Linked DNA regions of Homo sapiens: regions 2 and 3 are each linked to region 1. The links are chromatin contacts, found by Hi-C in ENCODE. All regions are on one chromosome and are shown on one strand. Each heading gives the region's core, a stretch centred on a gene start or an enhancer-like site at or near the end of the contact. The rest is flanking DNA. Distances are from core to core; before and after follow the strand shown. Region 1 holds the start of ZNF331 (zinc finger protein 331). Region 2 holds the start of ZNF610 (zinc finger protein 610). Region 3 holds the start of ZNF841 (zinc finger protein 841).

Region 1 (3,909 bases), core at 258-2,757:
GTTGTAAGTGGAGTTAAAGGCAGGCCCTCAGGTTAAGGATAACAGTTCTAGGCCATTTGAGGCTGTGGTTCATTTTGTGAACCTGCAAACACCCATCCCAGTTACCTTCATATGTACGTTGCTCCTGATGTACAGACATCCAGACTTAGCACAAAACAGCAGCACTCACTGTGCACTCCCACTCAGGGGTGCGCGTCTATGGGTTTTATGCGTGTTAATGCATTTCACCCTCCTCACAAGCCTATCTTCAGAAGGCTCAAAAAGCTAAGAGGCAGAAACAGGACTCAAATCTTGGTCATCTACCTTTAATGTTTGGTCTTAAGTCTTATAAACACATATCATTTAATATAAAAAAAAAAGGATACTCACCTGACCCTTTCAGATGTTTAACGATTCGTCTTCCTCCTCGGGGATGCTTTTTCTGAAGGATGCTGGCCTGGGGAAAACAGAACCGGAAGGGTAACACCTGCCATACCTAATAAAACCAATGAGAAATACGAGGCCCCGAGATGGAGTTTCTGGGAGATTCCTGAAGAGCACGCTGTGGCGATTGAGATGATGACGCGTGGAGCTGCCCCCCTCCCTGTCTCCCACATCAGGGACCTGTCCCTCTACAGGAGGAATTCTACTCCTGAGGCCACCGTCCCCTGTCACTCAGGTGGCCTGCATGCACAGCACTTCTGGCTCTGAAAGCGTCACCTCATGGCTGTTTCTGCCTTCTTGCTGGTGAATTTCCAGGCGAGGCTCAGGCGCTCACGTCCCTCCGCGGCCCTTGTTCTCAGGCAGGTACCGCTTGGTTAGGAGGTGAAGGCAGGGGAAGCAGCAGAGACGCTGGAGCTACAAGTTGCACTGTCACACACACCTGCATCACTCAGAAGGCCCGATCATCCATCCCAGCACAGAGACGCTGAAGCTACAGGTTGTGTTGTCACACACACCTGCGTCACCCAGAAGGCCCGATCACCCATCCCAGCACAAGTCTGCACAGCTCAGCCTCACCACAGCTCACTCTGTCCTGAGACACATCTGCGCCCCTCATACCCACTAACGCCCAGCACGGCCATGCTACGGGCCCCACCACCCCACACGGTGCAGAGGTGCATCCGTGGGCCACGGAGACCCGTCCCGACCGCTGCCCCCGCACAACCCCCAGAGCGCACCTCACGGAGCAGAGTCCCAGGGACGCACCGCCGAGGTTCACAGGCACGGGCTGCGTTGACCCAAAGCCTCTGGAGCACCCCCGGTCACCAGTTATGGGGAGAGCCCGGCTGTGTCACCCCACACTCTCCAGCAAGTGCGTCACCGTCAGAAGCCCCGTGCCCGTCTCCCCTCGGAGCCACGCGCACCAATCTCACCTGCGCGGACTGGCGGAGATGCAGCGGCTGCGTCACTGGTGCAAACGCGCACCCAGCACGGCCCCCATCGCCCCCAATGACGCTCGCGTGCACCCGTGTCACAGTTACGGGGACAGGGCCGCCGCGTCAGCCTCGTACTCCCACGCAAGTGCGTCACACACTCGGTCCCGCCACCCCCTGGAGGCCAGCGCGCATGCGCACGCGCACCCAGCGGCCGCAGCGCGCAGACAGCAGCAGAGCCCGACACGCATGTGCACACAGACCCCTACACGTATGTGCACGTACCCAGACCCCGACACGTATGTGAGCGTACACAGACCCCCGATACATAGCGTGCTCAGCTGTTGACGTGCCTGTGCGGGCACACAGACCCTGACGGGCGTGTGCGCACGCACAGATGCCGACACGCATGTGCAGACACAACAGAGCCCGACACACACGTGCGCCTGCACAGATGCTGACACGCGGACACACTGACACGTGTGCGTGCACCCCTCCCATCCCTTTCCCTCCTCCCACTCTCCCAAAGCCGCAGACGCACCCGGTAGTCCCCCAACGCTGGGGCCTCGGGAGAGGGTGAGGCTAGAAGAGGACGCGGGGCCGTCGGGGGAAACCAGAGCCCCAAGCCCCGTGTTCCAGCATGCAGCACGGCGTACTCCTGGATGGTCTCTGGGAAATGTAGTCCGGGACGGTCCCAGGCAGGGGCCTCAGGGCGCGTCCCAGGTCGGTGCCGGAGCGGGCAGCCCCAAGCTAAGCCCTTCCTGGTCCCTGCAGACGCCCCTTCCCGACTGGGAAAGGAGCTGTGTCACCCCAGCTGGGACCCCGTCTGGCCTCTTGAGTGGGGTGATGCCGGGCGAGCCATGGCTGTCCTCAGAAGGGTATCCTCTCCTAGCCCCTCTGGAGCGTCACCTGGAATTCTCTGCAGGCCGCTAGCACAGGCTGCCGGAGCTGCTATTCGGTGTCCCTTGCTTGCTGCATTGTAAACAATGTACAGGTAGCAGTTATGCCCCGTGAGTCCCGCTCTCATTCCAAGTACTAACGTCACAGGGTCTACAGGATGTTGCAGGTACTTAACCACAGTCTCATTTTGACTCAAAATCCCACTTTTTGGTATTTATGCCAAGGAAGTAGCTATAGTTGTACACAATGTTGAAGTATGTTCACAAAATGCTTTTTTTCTGAAAATCTTTTTCTCTTTTAATTAGATAGACTTTAGATTCATATGTAGTTACAAGAAATAAAATTGAGAGATCTTGTGTACCTTTCACCTGGTTACCTCAGCTGGTGATTGTAGTATATAATACCACAACCAGAAGATTAACATTGATGTAATCCACTGACGTTACCCAGAATTTCCAGAGAATAATTTTTTGTTTGTTTGTTTGTTTGTTTTGAGACGGAGTTTCGCTCTTGTTGCCCAGGCTCAAGTGCAATGGTGCGATCTCGGCTCACTGCAACCTCCGCCTCCTGGGTTCAAGGGGTTCTCCTGCGTCAGCCTCCCCAGTAGCTGGGATGACAGGCATGCGCTACCACGCCCGGCTAATTTTTTTTGTATTTTTAGAAGAGACGGGGTTTCTCTATGTTGGTCAGGCTGGACTCGAACTCCCGACCTCAGGTGATCCGCCTGCCTCGGCCTCACAAAGTGCAGGAATTACAGGCGTGAGCCACCACACCCAGTCGAGAATAATTTTTAAAAATGAAAATCTTGCAGTGGAGGATAAAGGAAAATCAGATTAAACCATGGTCTGTTATACAATGACATAGAGTACATTTCCTAATAATACTGACTCATTAATTAAGAAAACTTCTGAAGAATCAACAAGGGAAAAGGGTAGGTTAAAATGGTACATATAATTTGAGCAGACATGTTTTGGTGAAATTAACACAGGCTCTGTGGTCTGATTTGAGGGTGTTAATCTGAGCTCTGATAGTTATTAACTTCACAGTGTGGTAAAGTTTCCTCACTGGTAAAACCACAAGAAAGATAGTACAATGTATGACTGTTTGAACAGGATCATCCACATGAAACACACAGTCATATATAACAATTAAGATAAGGTAGCTGTTATTACTAAAAAATCAGTAACATATCTCAATCCATTTTCATAAAAGTAACAAGTCTGCTATTTCCTTTTAACTAGGGAGACAGAGACATGATAGTTCCTTAAAAAATCTAGTTTAAAGATTCTTATCAGCTAGGTGCAGTGGCTCACACCTGTAATCCCAGCACTTTGGGAAGCCAAGGTGAGCGGATCACTTGAGGTCAGAAGTTCAAGACCAACCTGGGCAACATGGTGAAACCCTGTCTCTACTGAAAATACAAAAATTAGCCGGGCATGGTGGTGAGATTGTAATCTCAGTTTCTCAGGAGGCTGAGTCAGGAGATTCGCTTGAACCTGGGAGGCAGAGGTTGTAGTGAGCCAAGATTGCGCCACTGCACTCCAGCCTGGGTGACAGAGTAAGACTTCATCTCAAAAAAGAAAAAAAAAAAAAAAGTGAACATTTTAAACTAGTGCTATCTCATTCTATTTCATATACCTTTGAAATGTTACAG
Region 2 (3,554 bases), core at 719-3,218, 1.2 Mb after region 1:
TGGTCACAAGGTTCAAGTCCCAACCCAGGACTTGCAAGTGGCACCTGAAGTGGGAGCATGCCTGTGGAACTGAGCTCTCAACCTGTAGAATCTGAGGCTAACTCCACATAGATAGTGTTAGTGTGAAATTGAGTTAAATTACACAACACCCAGGTGGTGTCTGATGAACTGCTTGTGGGTGGGAAGTAATCCCCAACACATTTTGGTGACCAGAGATGTGGCATTCTGTGTTGGGTGTTCACTATTGTGTTGATTGTAAGCGTAGGAAAAACGCTTTGGTTTTTCCTCCTGTCTTACCCACTCACCCACACCCGAATGAGGCAAGTCACTGCCCTCTGGCTGAACAGGGATTGTGAATGGAAGCTAACTTGTGATGTCAAGAATTATAAAATGCACTTCCCTTATAGGCAGGAACTTTGCAAGTCTCATCTTCATCTGTACTTTTGAAATAAATTTTGTGCTTATTAGATTACAATTAGAGAAATCAGTATATCACAATTTGATCATAATAGTCCATCAACTCATCGCTCATCTGCACTCAGGTTCCCCCTCTTTTGTCATTAGTATGTTTCCCTCCCTCATTCTGTACAGCTCTCTCATTCTTACCTTCTTTCTCCTGCTTTTTTTCACTTCATTTTTCCCATAAGAATTGGCTTATTTTTCTGCCCCTCTCCTCTCCTGCTGTTTCTCCCCCTCTTCCCTCTATTCCTTCTCTTCCATTTGTTCTGCTCCATTCTGGCAATTTGTTTTACCCCTTGTTCCTCTTTGTGTCCAATTTTTGATTGTCCCCAATTTCCATTCTGCCTGTTTCTTGCCCTCCCTATCTCTGCTTCCTCTCTGTTCTCCCTGTTAAATTTCCTCTTCCCTGCTACACTCTCTTGTCCCCACTCTCTGGCCCCCCCGGATCCCAGGCCTCCCCATGCTGTGGTTCTCCCTCTGCTCTCCTTGTCATCAGCTGCCCCCTCTTGCTGTCCCAGCACCATGCTGCTCTGTCTGCCCTGGCTCCAAATCCCTCCTCCTCTCCCCTACTCTGTCTGAGGAGCCTCCCCCTTTCTGCCCCTCTCCCAATCTTGCTTCATCTTCATCTCTCTGGAGACCCAGCTTTTCTCTACATTTCTCCAGTTACTTTTCTCCCCCTGCTACATTCTCGGCTTCATTCACTGTCTCTGTAAATCTCTCAGCTACTCTCTGCCGTCTGCTTATGGATCTCCCTCATGCTTCTTTTTCAAAATTTTTCTATTTCCTGCCACTCTTTCACCATCTTTCCCCACACATCCATAGGCAGGGGAGTACAATAAGGTGCCCACCTCCGCCAAGAGCACATTTTTAGTGGGATGGAATTTGGGACGAAGAATCCTGAATGTCCTAAGACAGAAGAAGTCACGTCCCCACACCCGGGGGTCGGGAGTAGCGATGGCTGCGAAGGGGAGGCCTGGGGAGTAGGAAGGCCCGGATCAAGGAGGAAAAGGGTGGGGCTGAATTATTAGAAGTGTGGGGTCTCAAGGGTCCCAGGACCCAGTACAGGACGCGGCCTCCCCCGCCGGGACTGGGGCTGCGGCGCTGCGCTTCAGGGGCCGGGGGCGAGGTTGGGAGGCTCCCCGGGCGGGAATCCACCTTGCGGTAAGGACTTTTAAAAGCGCGGGGCAGGACGTTGGGTCAGTAAAGAGTTTTAAGCGGAAAGGAGTCTCGAAAATCCGTGTTTACCTGGCCCAAGGCAGAACGAGCGGGGACAGGACCCGTCGCCGAGCGATTTTAACACACAGGGAAGCGAGCGCCGGACTCTCACGGAGACGCCTGAATTTACACGGGGTGGAGGGAGCGGTGCGGGGATTTCAAGGTCTGTGTTGACTCTCAGATCCCGGGTACAGAAGCGCGGGGGAGCTGGGAAGCCCAGATTGAATCTAAACAAAGGGAAACTGACGCGCTGCGGTGTGACCTTCTACCCACGCGATCCGCTTCCGGGTCTGCAAAAAACTGCGCGCGCGCAGCATAGAGAGCGGACCGGGACGGGACGGGGCGGGGCTTCCCTAGGCCACGCCTCCAGTGCCTCTGTTTTCCGGGTTTTGCTGGCAGTGAGGCTGGAGCAGCTCAGCCCTCTGCAAACTGGGATCCTGCCGGAGCAAAGCAACGTCAGTTGAGGATTAGATCCAGGAAATTTCCTGCTATTAAAATCAATTTTAAGCCGGCCGTGGTGGCAGGCACCTGTAGTCCCAGCGACTAGAGAGGCTGAGGCTGGAGGATCGCTTCAGCCCAGGAGTTCGAGTCTACACTGAGCTATCATGGCCACTGCACTCCAGCCTGGGCGTAGTGTAGACCCAGTGCTATACTCAGTGTAGACTCTGTCCTAAAATAAATAAGTAAATAAAAACTAATTTTAACAATTTAATTTAAAAGGCCTGGAATTCTGTGTGAAGGCGATGCAAGTTAAAATGTGAAATGCAAAGCCCTGCCTGGGTAGCATGTGCAATTTCATGCTGACGGCCCACAGAACATAATAGAAATCTTCTCCCTTTCCATCATCATCTCTGATCTCCAGCACGGGAGAAAGATGTAGGCTGGGAGGTTAAGCCCGTCTAGTGTTTTCACGTTCTTCTGCCTGCTTTTATTCTGACTGTGCTGGCAGCTGATTAGATTGTGCCCACCCAAATTGAGGTGGGTCTGCCTTTCCCAGTCCACTGAGTCATCTCTAGAGTGCTCATCTCTAGAGAGTTTCCGAGGGACAACGCCAAGCGCGTTGGAGGGTTAAGGCCAACCTGGGAATCCGTATTTACCTGGCCCAAGGCAGAACGAACGGGGCATCTCCGTGAGAGTCTGGCGGTCGCTTCCCTGTGTGTTAAAAACGCTACAGGCACATGCCACCATACCCATCGTTCGGCGATGGGTCCTGTCCCCGGAGGGATGTTAGGCCACCACCAACTGCTTTTTTTTCTTGAGACGGAGTCTCGCTCTGTCACCCAGGCTCACTGCAAGCTCCGCCTCCTGGGTTCACGCCATTCTCCTGCCTCAGCCTCCTGAGTAGCTGGGACCACAGGCACCCACCACCACGCCCGCCTAATTTTTTGTATTTTTAGTAGAGATGGGGTTTCACCGTGTTAGCCAGGATGGTCTCGATCTCCTGACCTCGTGATCCACACCCCCCCCCCACGCCCCGGCCCCCAAAGTGCTGGGATTACAGGGGTGAGCCACTGCACCCGGCCCAACTGTTGCTTTTAAAAAAACCAATAACTTTAAAAAATAGATGTAAATTACATTGTGTGTGTGTGTGTGTGTGTGTTTGTTTTTGAGACAGAGTCTTGCTCTGTCACCCAGGCTGGAGTGCAGTGACACGGTTTCAGCTCACTGTAGCCTCTGCCTCCCCGGTTCAAGCGACTCTCCAGCCTCAGCCTCCCAAGTAGCTGGGGCTACAGGCTTGCACCACAGTGCTTGGCTAATTTTTGTATTTTTAGTACAGACACGGTTTCACCATGTTGGACAGGCTGGTCTCAAACTCCTGACCTCAGGTGATTCTCCTGCCTGAAAGATTGGTGCAATTTCTCTGTTAAATCATCTTATAT
Region 3 (3,600 bases), core at 667-3,166, 1.4 Mb after region 1:
TCTTCTGTAGAGACGGGGTTCTTGCTATGTGCCCAGGCTGGTCTTGAACTCCTGAGCTCAAGTAATCTGCCAGACTCGGCCTCCTGAATTGTTGGGGTTACAGGCCTAAGCTACCTTGCCTGGCCCATCTGAAAAGTCTTAATCCATTTCAGTATCAACTCTAAGGCCCAAATATCACCTAAATATTATCTGAATCACATATGGGTGAGACACAAGGTGTGGTTCATCCTGAGGCAAAGTTTCTGCCCAGCTGTGAATCTGTGAAGCCAGAGAAGTTATCTGCTTCCAAAATACAATGGTGGGACAGGCATAGGAAACACCCTCAGCCCTGGAAACCACCCTTCTACTTTGTTACTCTGAATTTGATGTTTGTACTTAGCACGTGTAAGTAAGTGCATGAAGTATGTTTCTTTGTGTGTGTTGGGAACGGGTGCTCAGTGTCGCAAAAATCAACACTGAGACAAAGGATCTCTCAGCAAGGCTAGTTTACTTTCTGCAGAAAGGGTGCTGCTCACTAGCAGTCTTGCCACGAGAGTACACATGAACAAAAGAGAAGGGTCATTTATAACCTGACGCATCTGGCCGGGCGCGGTGGCTCATGCCTGTAATCCCAGCACTTTGGGAGGCCGAGGTGGGCGGATCACGAGGTCAGGAGATCGAGACCATCCTGGCTAACGCAGTGAAACCCCGTCTCTACTAAAAATACAAAAAATTAGCTGGGCGCAGTGGCAGGTGCCTCTAGTCCCAGCTACTCGGGAGGCTGAGGCAGGAGAATGGCGTGAACCCAGGAGGCAGAGCTTGCAGTGAGCCGAGATAGCGCCACTGCACTCCGGCCTGGGCGAAAGAACGAGACTCCGTCTCAAAAAAAATAATAATAATAATAACCTGACGCGTCCACCCTACTGCTGTGTCTGGTTTCCATTGGCTGGAATCGGACCCAATTCTGTGCTTGACCTGATTGGCTAGCACCTTAGAACTTCCCAAAAGAGGCAAAGGCAGAGGAGAACAAAGGAAGAGAGGAAGTAACTTGTGGAAGGCTGAGAGAGGCAAAAACACTTCCAAATAAGGAAGAGGAATAGGCTGTGACCTAATGCTTGCTTGGAACAATTCAGGCATGCCAGGGCAAATATCTAGGCTAAAATGTGGGAGCTAAGAACACAGAGTATATTGATTTATCTATTATGGCTAGCAGATATTTAAGAATATTAGCACAGGTCTTTGAGTAAATTTTGCTTCTAAGAGAGGTTACTATCTATTCTCAATTAGACTGGGAGGAAAGTCCCTTTGAAGAGGAACCTCTACTTATTTCATTTTCTACACTGTGTCTAGCACATTTCGCTTGGCATAATGTCTTCTGGGTTCCTGGATCCAGTCACTGCTCCACATCCAATCCCCACCGAGATCCCAGTTCCCTGACTACTGAGTAGCTTCAGCTTTTCTGGTAAGACTGGATGGAGTCCACCAGGCTCGGAAAAATCGGTTTTGACTTAAATCAGTTCAACTTGTTAAGAATAAATCATCTTAGTTTCCAGTATAAGTGGACCACAACTTTAAGATTCAACCTTAAATTCTGAAACATTAATTTAAAATGGGCAAGGAGCAACGCTGCTTCACAGGACAAGAAATAGTCACAAATACTCCCAAACCTGGAAAACAAAATCCTGCTGGGTGAGAGGCGGAGTGGAGAACAGGCCCCGCCTCGGCCCCGCCCACCCCTGGAGGCCCCGCTTCATCCCAGTTTTCGGTCCAGCCAAGCCCCACCTAGTCACGCCCCCTACCGCCCTGGGCCTCCCACCACCCTTTCGGGCCACTCCCAAGTCAGGCCAGTCTTTCCGCCCAGCCCTTTCCTAGTCGCGCCCCGCCTAGGCCCCGCCCCCAGGCCGCCCAGTTTTTCTTTCCGCGCCCAGTTTCCTGCACACCCGGAAGCAGATCGCGCTGGGGAAAGGCCACGTCGCTATGAGTGTGTTTCAGTCTACCTGGATTAAACGTTTGCTTCTCTTCGTCTACCTTGATTAAACGTGCACTTCGCAGTCCTCGGTTCTCCATACCCGTGACCTGGGGATCGCTACGGACCTTAAAATACCCGCAACAGCCCCTTCGTCCCAAGTAAGTAGGAGAATTGCTTCCCTTTCGGTTTAAAATCTCTCTGAGGCCGTTCCTTGCTCTCTGCCTTTCTTCCTTAGGACCATGTAGACAACCCCATTCAGGTAGTGTTCCCGCTTAAAACCCTCTGCTTGGGCCCCGCGCCAAGTCGAGTCCTCATTCGGGATGTGGACTAGCGCCCTTCGCGATCCCCGAGCTCCTCCGTCGTCTGCCCCTGGAGGGGAGCGCCCACTGTCCGGCTCCTGAAGGAGCCGCTTCTCCTCCCACGTCCTGGGATTCTGCAGACCCTCCCTGTCGTGAGACATCGTTCTCCGCGCCACCTCGTGTCGTCCTCACGCCGGGTCCTTCCGCTCCCCAGGCTTCCCCTTCACAGCCACTGCTTTTCTTGACTCCCCGTTGGGACAGGTTACCTGAGTCTGTCTTGTGACACCCAGTGTTCTTCCTTCCCAAATTTTACTCCACTGGAAAATGTGCTCTTCCGGGAGGTGGGCATCCTATTCCTCCCCTTTCCTCCCGAATGTGTGGGTGAGAGGGATCAGGAGAGGAAAAGACGGGGAACGACGGAGCAAAAGGAAAAACTGAGGAGAAAAGAATGAGGGAGACCCATAAATACACGGCAAAATGGATGATACTTTAGGGACTTGCAAAGAGAGCAAGAGTGAAAGAGAACGGATGGAAAAAGTAGCAGGGGGAGAAAAGCACACAGAGAAATTTAGAAAAAAAGGGGACCTTCAGAGAGATGAAGGGCAGCAAAATAGAGTGGGGCGGCAAAGGAGGAGGCACTGCAGACAGACAGACAGTGGGGAGAAGGTGAAAGAGTTGGAGCCGCGGCTGACAGAGCTACGTGGTGCTGGGACTGAAAGAGAGGGAGAGAGGGCAGTGGGTGACAAGCAGAGTAGAGGGAGAACCACAGCAGGGAGTAAGCCTAGGAAATTGGGGGTGCTAGAGAGTGGGAACAAAGGAGATGTAACAGGGAAGAGGGAATTTAACAAGGAGAGCAGAGAGGGAGCTTAGATGGGGGAAAAGAGGCAGAAATACGTGGAGATTGGGGACAATCGGAAAGATTGGGGAGAAAGAGCTACGAGAGGTGAAGTAAGTTGCAGAGCATTGGGCAGAACAGACATAAAAGAGGGAATAAAGAAAGGGGTGCAAAACAGAAAAGGAGAAAAAAAAGACGCTCAGAATGAGAGAGGGAAACACATAGCCGTGAAGAAAGCGGGAGAGGACCCCATCCAGATGCGTGACAGTTGATTGGATATGGATGGTGGTTGTAATATATTGATTTGTGGCTTTATACTCTGATTTGAAATATGTTTAAGTTGTACTCATGAGGATGAAAATCACCAAAGTTTTTTCTATAAGCCTTGTGCATTTTGTATGTATTTGTATCAAAAGATATTTGGAATTCCTATTTAGCCAGAGGGCAGTGACTTGATCCAGTTATTTGTGGTAACTCTCTTCTTCCCAATGATGGAGTAGAGCATAAAGGAGGGGAGA

What was found. A loop is a pair of places that touch in the nucleus more often than their neighbours do. Pooled maps may share reads with other maps.
Region 2: a pooled map shows a loop between it and region 1 (4-fold over the local background). The contact joins the promoter of ZNF610 here to the promoter of ZNF331 in region 1. A Hi-C loop is called at or near these places in 6 of 50 pooled maps.
Region 3: a pooled map shows a loop between it and region 1 (4-fold over the local background). The contact joins the promoter of ZNF841 here to the promoter of ZNF331 in region 1. A Hi-C loop is called at or near these places in 6 of 50 pooled maps.

The regions. Positions count from the first base shown.
Region 1 is chr19:53,535,743-53,539,651 of GRCh38, reverse strand. It overlaps ZNF331 (zinc finger protein 331), which reads right to left and starts at 1,507. Exons shown (of 6, transcript NM_001079906.2): 1 at 1,356-1,507; 2 at 370-436. RefSeq lists enhancers at 1,428-1,477, 1,263-1,779.
Region 2 is chr19:52,334,657-52,338,210 of GRCh38, reverse strand. ZNF610 (zinc finger protein 610) reads right to left here and starts at 1,968. Exons shown (of 6, transcript NM_001161425.2): 1 at 1,705-1,968. RefSeq lists an enhancer at 1-184.
Region 3 is chr19:52,094,081-52,097,680 of GRCh38, reverse strand. ZNF841 (zinc finger protein 841) reads left to right here and starts at 1,916. Exons shown (of 7, transcript NM_001136499.2): 1 at 1,916-2,106.